Regions from separate parts of the Homo sapiens genome. Here region 1 is linked to region 2. A link is an interaction called in ENCODE POLR2A ChIA-PET data of the cell type or tissue named here. Cell type or tissue: Panc1. All regions are shown on one strand. Links, peaks and the distances in the headings refer to the core of each region. The heading gives the core; the rest is flanking DNA.

Region 1 (8,306 bases), core at 2,784-5,283, 56 kb after region 2:
TTAGCCCAACTTCCTACAGGTCCCAGAACTCCAGCCTTGCATCAGCCTGATTCTGTCAATCCCTGCTAAAAGGGATACCTTTATTTCTACTTAGTTTAATTAAATAAAGGTCCCAGGGTGGAAACTCATTGGCTGCAGTTGTGCCACTTGCTAGTGCATGAGCCAGTGAGAATGGAAGAGCAGCCGGGCCTGGAACACGAAGGATGGGATCCCTCTGTTCACACAACATGAACTGAGAGGAAAGCAGAGCATTCCTCCTCGGAGATCAAAACACTGTTACCACACAAAGAGCGAATCAGTGATGAGCAGAAAAAGAAACATATGTGCGTGAACAGCGGTGTGCAAAATCGCATGTTTTTTAAACTCCTGACAAATGGTCAAGCAGAATATAGACAAGAGTGGAAGACTCGAGCTCTAGCCAGAAGCAGATGGGGCTGATTTCTAGAGTAAGAAGGAGAAGGAATGTGTGGGAGAGCAGAGAGCAGAAATGGTGAGATCTGGAGGTATTAACAAGGCCACTCTGACAGCCTATCAACTAGAAATGAGTTGCAGGACAGAGAGCAGAGAGGGACAAAGGCAGATTTGGAGAGCATATAAGACAGTGTGCTTTTGGTTGCACGTGACAGGACACACAAATGATAACATTTCATTATTCCATTTGGCAGTTCTAGGGTTGGTTGATGCAGTGCCATGTGACATGGGGTCTCTGGGATGGAAGAGACGCCCGGCTTTCACCCCATAGTTTCGAGATGGTTGCCACAGCTCTGGGCAATACATTCTCACACATCAATGTTCAAAGGCAGGAAGAAAGTGAGGGGGTGGCCTTTCTTCCTGCTTTTTTCTCTCTTATCAGGGAAAAAAATCATTTCCAGATACTCAACAGGTTTCCTTTTATATCTCACTGACCTGTTTGAGTCACATGTCCAGGTTCTCATTGCAAGAGAGGCTAAAACATAAAATCCAGCATTCAGCCCCTTTGGTGGAAAGAAGGCTCTGCCAACAAGGAGACCAGCTATACCAAAATGGGAGTCAGCGTCCAGGGATCAACTGGGGACAAGCTGCTGAGGACAAGTGGCAGGATTCCATCTGAGAAGAGGTGCTGACAGTGGCTCTCTACCTTCCTCTGTCTTCCATGGTCCTCACACTCTGAATTGTTCATGAGAGCAATAGGCTTTGTTGTCCTAAATTATCATTTACAGTCACACGTCGCTTAATGACTGGGATACATTCTTAGAAACATGTTGTTAGGTGATTCTGTCATTGTGCCAACATCACAGAGGATACTTGCACAAACCTAGATGGTACAGCCTACTGCACACCTAGGCTATATGGTGTAGCCTATTGCTCCTAGACTACAAACCTGTACAGCATGTTACTGTAGGCAATTGTAACACAGTAGGCAATTGTAACACAATGGTATTTGTGTATCTAAATATATCTAAACATAGAAAAGGTGTAGTAAAAATATGGCATTATAATCTTTTTTTTTTTTTCTTGAGATGGAATCTTGCTCTGTCACCAGGCTGGAGTGCAATGGAGCGATCTCTGCTCACTGCAACCTCCACCTCCAGGGTTCAAGTGATTCTCCTGCCTCAGCCTCCCAAGTACCTGGGACTACAGGCATGCGCCACCACGCCCGGCTAATTTTTGTATTTTTACTAGAGACAGGTTTTCACCATGTTGGCCAGGATGGTCTCGATCTCTTGACCTCGTGATCCGCCCACCTTGGCCTCCCTAAGTGCTGGAATTACAGGCATGAGCCACCACACCCGGCTGGCATTATAATCTTCTGAGACCACCATCATCTATGCACTCCATTGTTGACTGAAATGTCATTATGCAGCACACGGCTGCATTTGCTTTTAAATGATATTTACACTTTCACAAACTATAAAATATCTAGGCATAGGAATATATTTATGAAAAATTTGCATTGCATAATTTTTAAATGCAAATCCAAGTTGAAAGGATGCAGAGATTTACATAAATGCAGAAACATTATATTTTTAGATTTAAAAATGAGTATAGTGAGGATGTCAATTTATCACTGCTATGGTTTCGATGTTTGTGAGCCCTCCAAAATCCATGTTGAAACATAATCCCTAGTGCAATAGTACTAAAAGGTGGTGCCTTTGGAAGGTGACTAGACCATGAGGGCTCTGCCCCATAGGCGGGACTATCACCCTTATAAAAGAGCCTGAGGAAGAGTTTGTCCCTTTGTCCTTCTGTATTTTGTCATGTGAGAACACAGTGTTCATCCTCCCAAGGTTGGGGCAACAAGGCACAGTCTTGGAAGGAGAAAGCAGGCCTCATTAAACACAGAACTTGCCAATGCCTTCATCTGGGACTTCCCAACCTCCAGAATTGTGAGAAATAAATTTCTTTTTTTTTTTTTTTTTTGAGACAGAGTCTCGCTCTTGTCGCCCAAGCTGGAGTGCAATGGCGTGATCTCGTCTCACTGCAACCTCCACCTCCCAGATTCAAGCAATTATCCTGCCTCAGCCTCCCGAGTAGCTAAGATTATGGGTGCCTGCCACCACGCCTGGCTAATTTTTGTATTTTTAGTAGAGACGGGGTTTCACCATGTTGGCAAGGCTGGTCTCGAACTCTCAACCTCAGGTAATCCACCTGCCTCGGCCTCCCAAAGTGCTGGGATTACAGGCGTGAGCCACCATACCCGACTGAGAAATAAGTTTCTAATGTTTATAAATTACCCAGTCTGTGGTATTTTGTTATAGCAGCACAAACAAAGACAATCAGAAATAAATTTATAAGTTTAACATACTACTGTTTTATTAATCTTATGGAATTTTTTGAGGGATAACGACAGGATTCAAAAATGTATCTAGAAAAATTATTGAAAATGTGGGCCAGGTGCGGTGGCTCACGCCTATAATCCCAACACTTTGGGAGGCTAAGGCAGGCGGATCACCTGAGGTCTGGAGTTCGAGACCAGCCTGGCCAACATAGTAAAACCCCATCTCTACTAAAAATAGAAAAATTAGTTGGGTGTGGTGGCACTTGCCTGTAGTACCAGCTACTCAGGAGGCTGAGGCAAGAGAATTGCTTGAACCTGCGTGGTGGAGGTTGCAGTGAGCCGAGACCGTGCCATTGAACTCCAGCCTGGGTGACAGAGCGATACTCCATCTCAAAAAAAGAAAGAAAGAGAGAGAGAAGGAAGGAAGGAAGGAAAAGAGAGAGAGAGAAAGAAAGGAAAGAAAGAAAGAGAGAGAGAGAGAAAGAAAGAAAGAAAGAAAGAAAGAAAGAAAGAAAGAAAGAAAGAAAGAAAGAAAGAAAGAAAGAAAAAAGAAAGAAAATGCCAAAGATAATTCATTAAATAATTTGGCCATGGTAGGTGCCCATAGTACTGGCCACTTAAGACGCTGAGGCAGGAGGCTCTCTTGAGCCCAGTAGTTTGAGGCCAGCCAGGGAACATAGAGAGACCCCCCATCTCCAAAAAAAAAAAGTTTTAAAAATAAAATTTTTTAAATTTGAGGGTGTTCCTACTGGAAATTGTTTCCTTTTGTGGTGATTAGTCTTTTCTGAAGTTCAGCAATTCCTTAAGTTTTACTAAAACTTTTTCTTCTGATAAATTCAAGTAAAATTAAACTCAGTATTTTTAGTGGAAAAAGATACAGTATCATCTCATTCGTAGAAAACAGCTTGATCTCTCAATTTATTGAGCAAGCCTGTGGATCGTGCTGTGTGCCACTGTGTTCCAGATGTGAGGATAAGCAGGCAACTGGACAAAAGTAAATCTCTGCCCTGTCCCTCCAGCCATCTACCCAACTATCTTCCGTCTGCTTCTGTGTACTAATAGATGTGTTCGAATGGTAGGATTGAGTTTGATTCTTCTTTTCTCTGTTATATTTCCCTGAACTACTTCACAGTAACAATAACTGTCAGGTATGTCCTCCAGAAGCAGATGCCAAGATGAAGATGAGGGTGGCGAAACTGGGGAGGTGTGGTCAAAGGGTATGAAATTTCAGTTAGGAGGAATAAGTTCAAGAGATCTATTCATGGCCGGGCGCGGTGGCTCACGCCTGTAATCCCAGCACTTTGCGGGGCCGAGGTGGGCGGATTACGAAATCAGGAGATTGAGACCATCCTGGCTCGACCACCCGGGCAGAGTGGCAGGCACCTGTAGTCCCAGCTACTTGGGAGGCTGAGGCAGGAGAATGGTGTGAACCCGGGAGGAGGAGCTTGCAGTGAGCCAAGATCGTGTCACTGCACTCTAGCCTGGGTGACAGAGCAAGATTCCGTCTCAAAAAAAAAAAAAAAAAAAAAAAGAGATCTATTCATTCTAGTTAATAACAATATACTGTCTACTTGAAAATTGTTAAGACAGCAGATTTTAAGTGTTCTAACCACAACAAAATAAGTACGTGAGATAATGTCTATGTTAATTAGCTTGATTTAGCCTCCTATTTTTTTTTTTCTTTTGAGACAGAATCTCACTCTGTCACTCAGTGTGCAATGACACAATCTCGGCTCACCGTAACCTGTGCCTCTCAGGCTCAAGCCATCCTCCCACCTCAGTCTCCTGAGTAGTTAGGACCACAGACGTGTGCCACCATCCCTGCCTAAATTTTTTTTTCCTGTTTCTCCATGTTGCCCAGGCTAGTCTTGAACTCCTGGACTCAAGTGATCCTCCCACCTTGGCCTCCCAAAGTGCTGGGATTACAGGCGTGAGCCACCACACCCAGTCAGGTTGTACTATTTTGTACACACACACACACACACACACAATTGTGAATTTTTTTAATAAGTAAATTTACAAAATTTTTAAGATGAAGATAAAGGTGTCGGAGGTTGGCTGAGGGTAGTTCCTGTGAAAAGTGAAGAGGAGAGAGAGCAGGATGAGGCAGGAAAAAGCCTTCAGATTGTAATATCTGTCTGACAACTGTGAAAGAAGAGTGGGAGGGAAGGAGGCTTGGGTAGGAAGAGTTCCAGACTGCAGTGCAGCTCTGAGGACATTTCACTTCATCAAACAGGGGCTCCACACACAGATTTCTCACAGAGGAGTCCTGTGTTAGGCAAAGATGGCCAGGACCTAGTACCCTTGCCACGCTCAGTTGTTGAGCAGGAGTTGCCTGGGAAGAGAGTGGTCTCCATTCCCATATGCCATGGCAGACCCTGAAGGTTTTGCATCTACAGGCAGTCAGTGCATTGCACTCCTCACAGCTGAAATGTGAGCTCCTTCTCAAAGTGAGATCTGAGCAGGGCCTGCATGTCTGCCACAGCAGCCACGTGAGATTTCCATTTTTAAAAGCCAGTTCCTGGCAGAGCACAGTGGCTCACGCCGGTAATCCTAGCACTTTGGGAGGCCAAGGTGGGTGGATCACTTGAGGTCAGGAGTTTGAGACCAGCCTGGCCAACATGGTAAAACCCCGTCTGTACTAAAAATACAAAAATTAGCTAGGTGTGATGCCACATGCCTGGCGTTCCAGTTACTCAGGAGGCTGAGGCAGGAGAATCACTTGAGCCCAGGAGGTGGAGGTTGCAGTGAGCCAAAAGCATACCACTGCACTCCAGCCTGGGTGAAGGGAGTGAAACCCTGCCTCAAAAAAAAAAAAAAGCCAGTTTCTTTAAAAAAATGTTGCTTGTAATCAACATATAGAGGCAAAAGAGTGGAAATTAGGTCTGTGTTATTTTCTGCTAAATTAAAGGCAAGCATCCACACTGAGGAAAACATTTGAAATAAACATGATAGGCAAATTAACAAGTTTTTAGCTAGGGAGGATTTTATATATATTGGTTTTGTTAAAAAAAAAATGGAAGGCCCAATATAGGTAAAAGATATTATTAGAAAATTCTCCAAAAAGAAAATACAAAACAAGTAGAATTGGAACAGCCTCAACCTCATCAGTAATTAAAAATAAGTAATGTTAAATAATTTTTTTCTGAAGAAATTAATAAAGGTTTAAAAAATGTTTGATACTTAGTACTTGTAAGGGTATGATGAAATAAGTTATTCTTATACATTTCTGGAGTTGGTGTAAATTGGCGATAATTTTGGACCTATTATTTTTCCGTAGAAGAATATATTCTAGGCACGGTGGCTCCAGTCTGTAAATCCCAGCACTTTGGGAGGCCAAAGGAGGGTCACTTGAGCCCAGGGGTTCCCGATCAGCTTGGGCAACATGGTGAGACTCCATCTCTACAAAAAATAAATTTAAAAAATTAGCCAGGCGCGGTGGTGCATACCTGTAGTCCCAACTACTCAGGAGGCTGAGGTCAGAGGATCGCTTGAGCCCAGGAGGTTGAGGCTTCAGCGAGCCATCATCACACCACTGTACTCCAGCCTGGGTAACAAAAAGTAGAAAAAAGCTTGGGACACAAAGATGTTATTTTAGTCAGGATTCTTGATTATGAGAAACCCAACTCAAGTGGCTTAAGCTAAAAAGGGTAAATTACATGTCACATAAGCAAACCATGGAAAGTCGGGTTTAGAACAGGCCTTGGGTTAGACTGGATGCAGAAACTCCACAGAATTAACTCATTTCCTCTCTCTCTCTCTCACACACACAAATGCACACACGCTCACACACACATTAATTTCCTCACTCTCTGAGGTGTATTGACCTTGTTCTCTCAGGACCAGAAGAAAACAAAAACAAAAGCAATGGCACCTTAACTATTAGGTACTGAAAGATTGTCATTCCAGACAATAATCCAAGTGTTTAAAAGGAGCTCATGGCCGGGCACAATGGCTCATGTCTGTAATCCCAGCACTTTGGGAGGCTGAGGTGGAAGGATCACTTGAGCTCAGGAGTTTGAGACCAGCCTGGGCAACATGGTGAAATCCCATCTCTACAAAAAATTCAAAAAATTAGCCAGGCATGGTGGTGCATGCCTGTAGTCCCAACTACTTGGGAGGCTGAGGTGGGAGGATCACCTGAGCCCAGGGGTTGAGGGTTCAGTGAGCCATCATCACACCACTGCACATCAGCCTGGGTGACAGAGTGAGATCCTGTCTCAAAAAAAAAAAAGAGCTTGCATATAGTCTCTCATATGGTGGAGAATAAGGCAAAGAAGGCAGCCATTAACTGTGAGGCCGTGCGCTTATAGCTTGTGATCCAAAGGGAATGAGACTGCTCTACTCAGCCTGAGTCACACGCACCTCACTGGCTTGTCATCATGGCCAGCTTTTCCTTGTTTGGTCTGGGTTAAATCTGTCCCCTCCTTTCAGTAACCGCTGCCTCCCAGTCTGATTTCAGATCCTCACACTGTGTACTCTCACCTGGACTGTCTATACTGGCTCCTAACAGGTCTCACAATTTCCAGAACAACCCCCACCCCCAGCCCCACATGCTATACATAGCCCCATTCATCCATCCTGCACACTGAGACCAGGGACATTCTTTTGCATCAAGTTTTTGCCGACTCCCCATTGCTTTCAGGATGAGGCCAGTATTCTTTGTCTCAGCCTACATAGCAGCACAGTCTCATTCAGATTCTCCTCCCACTATGCTCTCCTTCACATCTACAGTCCCAGCAGACACGCTGCCATCTCCCAAGCCGTCTGCGTTTTTGCACACATCATGTTTTACATGCCACTGCTGGGGCAGCCAGTTCTGGGCAGCCTGCAACCGGCTCTGAGCAAATACAACCCGAGGCCACCTTGTCCCTGTTCCACACCAGGGGCCTCCAGCCTCGTGCTCTGTGGCTTCTCTGACACCCAGAGGGTGGGATGTCCGTGAGAACCTGCTCCACTCTTAGGCAGGCACAAGTCAAAAGCCCAGGACTATTAAAGCCTACTAGACCACCCTTGACCGATAGAAGATTAGAGCTGATGGATAAATGCATTCCCCTTTTGTCCCCTGAGAGGATAGTTTTGAGACGTATTTCATAAAGCTCCTCAGAAGTCCCCCAGGACTGAACACCAGTCACCCATACCAGTGCTGGTCTCAGTGGCGAAGTCCATGTATTAGCAGCTTCTTTCCTTCTCTGCCTGACTTCCCCTGGGATTGCATTCCCAAATCATCTACCTGTTCTCAAATCTTTGCCTCAGGATCTGGTCTGGGGAGAACCCAGGCTAAGAAACTGAGATATATTCAAGCCAAAGGCTCCCCCAAAGGTCATAAACTAACCACATCGTTAAAGAAGATCCTAAGGCTGAAGAAAGAAGAAAGACCATTCAGTGAGGAAGCAACTGCCTTACTCCAATATTTATCTCTCGCTCAGATATAACTGGAGACCCAAGTAGCCAAATCTCAGAGCAGGTTTGCAGTCAAAGAAACAGGCCAGCAACCCAACTCAAACCTATTAAAATCATTGCTATCATCTTTCTTGAAAAGCATCAA
Region 2 (8,306 bases), core at 3,364-5,863:
CTGGCCAACATGGCGAAACCCCATCTCTACTAAAAATACAAAAATTGGCCAGCATAATGACATGTGCCTGTAATCCCGGGTACTCAGGAGGCTGAGGCAGGAGGATCATTTGAATCCGGGAGGTGTCCTCTCTACCTTAGTAGGCACAGAGTACACTGTTATGAATTTAAAATATACCAGCCTGTGGATTATTACTTGGCCAGTGAACTAATGGTATTCTATATCTGTTCAGAAACTTGTATTTTAAATTCCTTTAGAAGAGTCTCTGGAAGAGTTTTTAAGAGAAGAGAACATCATAGGAATGCTTTTATAGATATGTATGTTTGTATAAGCTTCTAAGCCTCACTTAGATTCTCACTGACCCACAGGATAGGTTAGTTTCTCTCACCAGGATGTGGAGGCTGGAGAGAGAAGTTGATGTCTCTGAGTTTGGTTACCCTTGTCCAGCACAAGACAAGTGACACCATACTGTACTGGTTATATTTTATTATAGCAAAACCTATTAAATTTTTTAAAGCCCATTATGATAAAATCCCCTAGGGACAAACAAAATGGAATGTAATTCATTTTTCAACCAATAAATATTTATTGAGTTCTATTAACCTTCATGCCAGTCTCTCGGCAGAGCCCCTGGATACATCTTTTAATACCTGCTCTACTGAAATCTCAGTATGAATCTCCATATAAAGCAATTTCCATATAAAGCAATTCCATAAGTTTCTATATAAAGCAATTCAAGTAAAAAATAGTGAAACAAATGCCAGCATGTCTCTTTAATTATGGTAAATATTTAATGTTTCCTTATAAAATAATTACAGCCTTAATAGAAACAAAACTGTTGAAAGTGTACCTGGATGACAATAATGGTTAAATATACACTTCAATAATTTAAAGTGATGAGTTGTTTTTTTTTCACAAAAGTTTAAGGTGGTAATGAAATCATTGGAATCCCTTTTACCAAAGTGAATTTTAAAAATTACATTTTCCCTCTTGCAATCATGTTTGTAGCATAAAGAAGCAATAAATGGGGGCAGGGAGTAAAGCTTGGGAACTATTCTATGTTAGGCTTGAGTAGTCTAGCGCAATGTCTGATAAAGGAGGGGTTTGAATTTTGGTATGGAAGGCTTTCTAACACTGCATTATTTTAAAGAATAGCTCAGTGATATCAGTATTCAGTTACTTAACTAGGCACGAGGTACCAGATACAGAGAGATTGTGTAGAAGAATGAACACTGTTAACTACTGTCTCCTCTCCCCGTTTGCTGGATCTATCTATGAATAGGGTGCTGACCTCTAATTTACTGAAATAAAAGGAACATTGTTCCTGGAAATATTTATGAGGCATATTGCATCTTCTCCACGTTATGGATAAGATGGAAAGACATCTATACCTATTGACATTAATAGACAGAACTCACTTTAGTGAAATCCACTTGCAAAGAACATTGAAGAACTGCACAAGGAGATGAAGAAATGAGGGTCACTCCCGCCTCTGGCAGGCTAACAGGATTTCTCTGGGTATTCGCTGCATTCCCTATCATCCCTCAGGACATTCATGTTCTATGACCAGGTCCAAGTTGCCTCACCATGAAAATCAAACAATGGAGGCCTTTTCCCAATTCTTAGAAGGAAAAAAACTACTTAAATGTGACATATACTCTTTTTCCCATTAATTTCTCCAAACCCTAGCACATACCACCACATGGTCAAACAAGAACTCACGGCAACAGAGAGTCAAACACACACACACACACACACACACACACACACACACACATAATTTGTGTGTTTAAACAAAATTCTAGAAATATGACTCATTAAAATTTTTACATTATTAGAGCCAGGCGTGGTGGCTCATGCCTATAATCCCAAAACTCTGGAAGGCCTAGGTGGGTGGATCACTTGAGGCCAGGAGTTCGAGACCAGCCTGGCCAACATGGTGAAACCCCGTCTCTACTAAAAATACAAAAATTAGCCAGGTGTGGTGGTGTGCACCTGTAATCCTAGCTACTGGGGAGGCTGAGGCACAAGAATTGCCTTAACCCGGGAGGCAGAGGTTACAGTGGGCCGAGATTACACCACTGTACCCCAGCCTGGGCAACAGAGCAAGACTCCATCTCAAAAAAAAAAAAATTAAATTTTTTTTTACATTATTCAATGTTAAGATACGAAGAGCTTCACTACTTACAATAGAAATATATCTTCTGCTTGTTAAGATAATAGAAAGAGTGATAGCCCTCTCTCAGATGGCAGAAACAGTCATAGCCCAATTTTGTGGCACTCTAGAAGGCTCCCTAAAAGATGTTCCCTTTGAGCAAGTTTAAGTATCACCCACTAGTCTCTACTTGAATCCCTCAGCCCACCCACATCACATTCTGCAGGAAGTGATGAAAAGTCAGGGAGTTTAGGTTATGTAAGGCCTGTGGACCCATTGAGCCAAACTGCAAAATGTGCATCAGTGAGCTCCACAACCTCCCCAGCCCCAACCCACTGCAGGAAAGTGTCTGGGGATGGGGCAGCCAAGAGTTAGTCACTGGAACATGTCTGATGCTATAAAATGCTACCTGTGATACCCAGATCCCAGGTTCTTTTCTTCTGGGTTCTGATCAAAACACAGTAGCCTGCCTGCGATGGAGCAACTAGAGGAAACAGGTTCCAGGTGTGGGAAGCCATGGGTTAAAAGGCAACTTGCCAAACTATGGGAAATATTCTAGTTGACGCTGAAGCCTTAATGCTTGACTCTAATGGAGGAGTCACTCCATTTTCTCATAAAAATGCTAAGTAGATTTCTGCTTTCTCAAGAAGCTAAATCCTTTTGTGGCTTTATGACTTACTCCTACAACCAAGAGCTTCTTAAGCTATTAACAGCCAAGTGTCACAGCCTTAAAGATTTGCACCGTTTGCTCATCTCAGGCATGCCCCCAGTCACAAATTCCTGCAAAATAAACCTTGGTTGGACAGATTGCAGAAAAACAAAAAGGAAAGAAAACATAAAACCTCATTATGGTTGACAAAGAACCTGTACAAAGCTTAAAGAGATCAATAAAATGATATAGGGTCAGATTCTGAAAAAAAAGAACAGATTTCACTATATGGTCACCTCTGGGAACCCTCTGACAAAATCAGAATCAGGCCTTCCAGTTTGATTGCTAAGTGCCCAGTGGCAGTAATTCAACCATTCCATCTCTCACACAAAATGCCTGAGCCCCAGAGCTAACTCTGGGTGAGTCTGACAATGGTACCACCCAATTTATAAAGTAAAGAGACAAGCTGGCCAATTTGGCACAAGGAAGAAAGCCTTTCCATTTGACCATTGCAGCTGGTGGGCCAGTGTAGTCATTTGCTGCTCTATAAGGGTCCCCCATGACACTATTAAGGCATATTACCCTTTCCAAACATCTTTTGCTTCAAAAGATTCCAGTCCCACTCTGCAATAAAACTGAGCATATTTCTATTTAAATTAACTGTCTCAATTTGAAAGCAATTTGGTTTTATTTAATTCAAAGATTTCCCTAAATGCTATCAAAATAGCAACCAAAATTGGCTTTCAAATTCTTTAAAGAGTATCTAAGGACAGAAAGAATTTTTTACCTACTTCTTCTACTTTTTTTTTTCTTTTTTTTTTAAGAGACAGGGCTTTGCCCTGTCACCCAGGCTGAAGTGCAGTAGCAAGATCATATCTCACTGCAGCCTCAATCTCCTGGGCCCAATTGATCCTCCTGTCTCAGCCTCCCCAGTAGCTAGGACTACAAGGACGCCACAATGTCTGGCTAATTTTTTTTTTAATTTTTTGTAGAGATGGGGGTCTCGCTATGTTGTCCAGGCTGGTCCTGAACTCATGACCTCAAGTGATCCTCTCACCTGGGCCTCCCAAATACCTTTTTAAATGCTTCTCTTTACTTCTCCCAGGAATATTAACTTAATTTTTAATGTAATTTTTTTTTGCTTATGAAACTGTACGAATTGGTTTCTATTCAAACTGTCGAAAAATATGTACCTTTGGTAAGCATGAAAAAAGGCCACAGAATGAAAAATCTCTAAGATCCCTTACAGTTTCAAAATTCCTTTATCCTGCTAGATCCCTTTTTAAAAGAATTTATCCAACGGTATAACATTCTGGAAAAGATAAAACTACGGAGATAGAAAAAGGATCAGTGGTTGCCAGGGGTTAGGGGGTAAGCAGGCATGAGCAGGCAGAGCATGCAGGATTTTCAGGGCAGTGAAACTACTCCGTATGGCCCTATAATGGTGGATACATGTCATTATACATTTGTCAAAACCCACAGAACGTACAACACCAAGAGTGAACCCTGTCAACTATGGACTTTGGGTGATGATGTGTCAATGCAGGTTCATCGATGGTAACAAATGTACCACTCTAGTGGGGATGGTGACAGTGGGAGAGGCTGGTTGTGGGGACAGGGGTATATGGAACTCTCTGTACTTTCTGCTCAATTTTGCTGTGAACATAAAATTGCCCTAAAAATTAAAGTCTATTTTTTAAAAAAGTATACCTTCTAGATGTTCTAAATAATATCATGTATCCTCCAACTGATTAAAAAAAATGGGTAAAAGTATGAAGGAAGAGATTAATTCTCCTGCAGCCAGAAAAGAAAAGTGTAAGAAAAAGCTGCTGCACTGTAGGAGCTGCCTTGTGACGTCACAGAATACTTGGCAGAGAGGACGTGTGTTTCTGTTTGTTCTAGAGATGAGCAAGAGAGGAACAAGCAACACTAGTCATCAGACTAGTATTCTCTCCAAAGAACCGTTTTTAATGCTGTTGAACACTACACAGAAAAGCCAAACAAATCCATTCAACACACAGACAACCACACATCATTGTGAAGTTTATATCTAGATCTTTTACCCTGTTTTTTGTAAAGTAACTGCTGAGATATAATACCTATTTTCTATTTAGGAGATCTGGGGACTTCTTAGCTAATTCAGGAATTAGCAAACCAAAGTAGACACGCGCTGGGTACGGTAGCTCACGCCTGTAATCCTAGCACTTTGGGAGGCCGAGGCGGGCATATCACTTGAGGTCAGGAGTTCAAGACCAGCCTGGCCAACATGGTGAAACCCTGTCCCTCCTAAAAATACAAAAATTAGCCCGGTGTGGTGGCACACACCTGTAGTCCCAGCCACTTGGGAGGCTGAGGCCAGAGAACCACTTGAACCCGGGAGGCAGAGGTTGCAGTGGGCCGAGATCACATCATTGCACTCCAGCCTGGGTGACAGAGTGAGACTCAGTCTCAAAAAAAAAAAAAAAAAGAAAAAGAAAGAAAAGAAAAAAAGATATCTGATGTACTCCCTCAAGACCAAAAATTTAGGGTTTGCCCAAAAATCAGTTATAAAAGGAGGATCTGGGTCTTTAGATATGAGAAATTAGCTTTCAAATACCATGATATTCTAAGCAAATGTTCAAATCCAATGAGAAACACTGTTACTTACATCCAGCTATTCAACCAGTTGCACAGAGTGGAATATAAGGAAAAGCACATAGAAACTTCATTCACTACATCTGAGAGGAAACTTCATGGGCGGTATATAAAGTTTCACAGATGCTGGTGAGGATGCAGAGAAAAGGAAACTCTTATATGCTGTTGTTGGGAATGTATACAACCTCCATACAACCACTATGGAGAACAGCATGGCAATCTCTCAAAGAAAAAAACACATATAAATAACTTCTATATGACCTAGCAATCCCACTGTTGGGCATCAGTCCAAAGGAAAAGAAACCACTATGTAAAAGGGATAGCTGCACATGCAAGTTTATCACAGCACTATTCACAAGAGCAAAGTTATGGAATCTAAGTGTCCATCAACAGATGAATGGATAAAGAAAATGTGATATATATATATACACATACACACGTGATATATATATATACACATATACACACACATATACACATACACACACACACACCATGGAATACTATTCAGCCGTAAAAAACAATGAAATCATGTCACTTGCAGCAACATGGATAAAACTGGAGGTCATAATGTTAAGTAAAATAAGCCAGGCACAGAAAGACAAATACCATATGTTCTCATTCACATATGGGAGCTAAAAAACTTGAAATCATGGACCCAGAGGATAGAATAACAGATACCAGAGGCTGAGAAGGATAAGTGGGTGGGAGGAGGATATGAAGAGAGGTTGGTTAATGGGTACTAACATACAGTTTAGGTAGAAGAAATAAATTGTAAGTCTGGTAGCAGACTAGGGTAATTATACCTAGCAACAATATTTTGTATATTTCAAAGTAACTAGAAGAGAGGCTCTAAGTGATACCAACGTATAGAAATGATAAATACTCAAAGTGATGAATACCCCCAAATACACTGGTTTGGTCATTACACATCCTATGTATGTCTCACTCATATAGACTCCATAAATATGTAAAATATTATGTATCAGTAAAGAAAAAATACCAAAAAACTCACAAACATTACTACATAAATATTAGTATAGCTAAAATTTAAAAGACTGCTAATTCCAAGTGTTGACAAGGATGTGGAGAAACTAACCCATATGTATTGTTGGGGGAGTGTGAAATGGTACGACCACTTTGAAAAACAGTTTGTCAGTTTCTTATAAACATGCACTTATCAGGTATTATACAAGAGAAATTTCTTTATGTTTAAAGAAAAGACTTGCACATAATTATTCATAATAGATAAATGTGGGTACAACCCAAATTTCCATCAACAGATGAATGGATGAAAAATTATGGTATAGCCAGACATTGGAACACTATTTAGCAATAAGAAAGATTTTATCTCCTTATACACAAAACATGAACGAATCTCAAAATCCTTATGCTGAGCAAAAGAAGCCAGAAACTAAAGAGGACAAACTGTATGATTCCATTTGTGTGAAATTCATCTGTAGTAACAGACAGCAGATCAGTATTTGCCTAGGATGTAAAGTAGGGAAGACAAAGAAGCAGAATAGAACTCTTTGGGGGTGATAGAATCATTCCATATCTTGATTATGGGGGTGATTACACAGGTAACTTTTGTCAAAACACATCTACATGTCATTAAAGTGGATGCATGCCATTTCATGTAAACTATCCACAATATGGTCAATTTTTCTCTTTTTTTTTTTTTTGAGACGGAGTCTCTATCACCCAGGCTGAGTGCAGTGGCGTGATCTCGGCTCACTGCAACCTCCTGGGTTCAAGCAATTCTCCTAACCTCAGCCTCCCAAGTAGCTGAGATTACAGGTGCCCGCCACCACGCCTGGCTAATATTTGTATTTTAGGAGAGACGGGGTTTCACTATGTTGGCCAGGCTGGTCTCGAACTCCTGACTTCAAGTGATCTGCCCGCCTCAGCCTCCCAATAGTCTATTTTTCAAAAAGAAAAAATAAAATGAATAGGTGGGGCACTGTGGCTCATGCCTATAATCCCAGGTTGTACTAATTTACATTCCCACCAACAGTGTAAAAGTGTTTCCTTTTCACCACATCCACACCAACATCTATTGTGTTGCAACTTTTTAATTACGGCTATTCTTGCAGGAGTAAGGTGGTATCTCATTGTGGTTTTAATTTGCATTTCCCTGATGGTTAGTGATGTTGAGCATTTTTTCATATGTTTGTGGGCTGTTTGTATATCTTCTTTTGAGAAATGTCTATTCACTTCTTGATGGGATTATTTTTTTTTATTGCTGATTCACTTGAGTTTCCTGGTGTCAAAGAAAAGACCAGTTGAAAACCAGGAGATTCGAAGTCAGAACTTTTAACTCCCTCTGTATCATCCCAGCAATAAGCCATGTTCTTCACAAATACACAAACTCATTTTAAAAAGAAAGAGCCTCATCAACAGATCAAGAAATTCATTCCAAATAAGCATGCTTTACTTTGCATGTATTATTACTAATTTATCAAATTTTATATTTGTTTTGATACATTGTTAATAATCATTGGAAACTCAATCCAGAAATTTATTTAACTCTTAGCATCTCAGGATCACATTTCTATTACAAAGCATTGTAAGATAATCAGTTTTTTTGTTTGTTTGTTTTTTGTTTTTTGTTTTTGTTTTTGTTTTTGAGATGGAGTCTCAGTCCAGCCCAGGCTGGAGTGCAGTGGTGAGATCTCAGCTCACTGCAACCTCTGCAGTTTTTTTTTAATGTAGTACATTTGTGCCAGGCACAGCAGCTCGCACCTGTAATCCCAACACTTTGGGAGGCCAAGGAGGGAGGATCCCTTGAGGCCAGGAGTTTCAGACTAGCGTGGGCAACATAGGGAGACCCTGTCTGTACAAAAAAAACAAAGATTTGCCAGGCAT

Evidence for each region. ChIA-PET counts read pairs that join two places held together with the same protein. Peaks named below come from ENCODE experiments on the same cell type or tissue, not always from the same donor. Only the 100,000 strongest peaks of a DNase experiment are listed, where the experiment ranks them.
Region 1: POLR2A ChIA-PET joins it to region 2 with 5 read pairs; 5 of 35 experiments call an interaction of 5 or more read pairs at or near these places.

What each region holds. Positions count from the first base shown.
Region 1 is chr2:197,338,934-197,347,239 of GRCh38, forward strand. No RefSeq gene overlaps it. Among named protein-coding and RNA genes, the nearest start is that of ANKRD44-DT, 32 kb to the left of the region's middle. In Panc1, for the core only: no CTCF peak of the experiment used is centred there; no DNase peak of the experiment used is centred there.
Region 2 is chr2:197,282,766-197,291,071 of GRCh38, forward strand. The region is part of intron 1 of ANKRD44 (ankyrin repeat domain 44); the gene reads right to left. All of the region lies in intron 5 of ANKRD44-IT1 (ANKRD44 intronic transcript 1), which reads right to left. Among named protein-coding and RNA genes, the nearest start is that of ANKRD44-IT1, 16 kb to the right of the region's middle. In Panc1, for the core only: no CTCF peak of the experiment used is centred there; a DNase peak (open chromatin) is centred at 4,716; H3K4me3 peaks cover 1,009 bases; H3K27ac peaks cover 2,259 bases.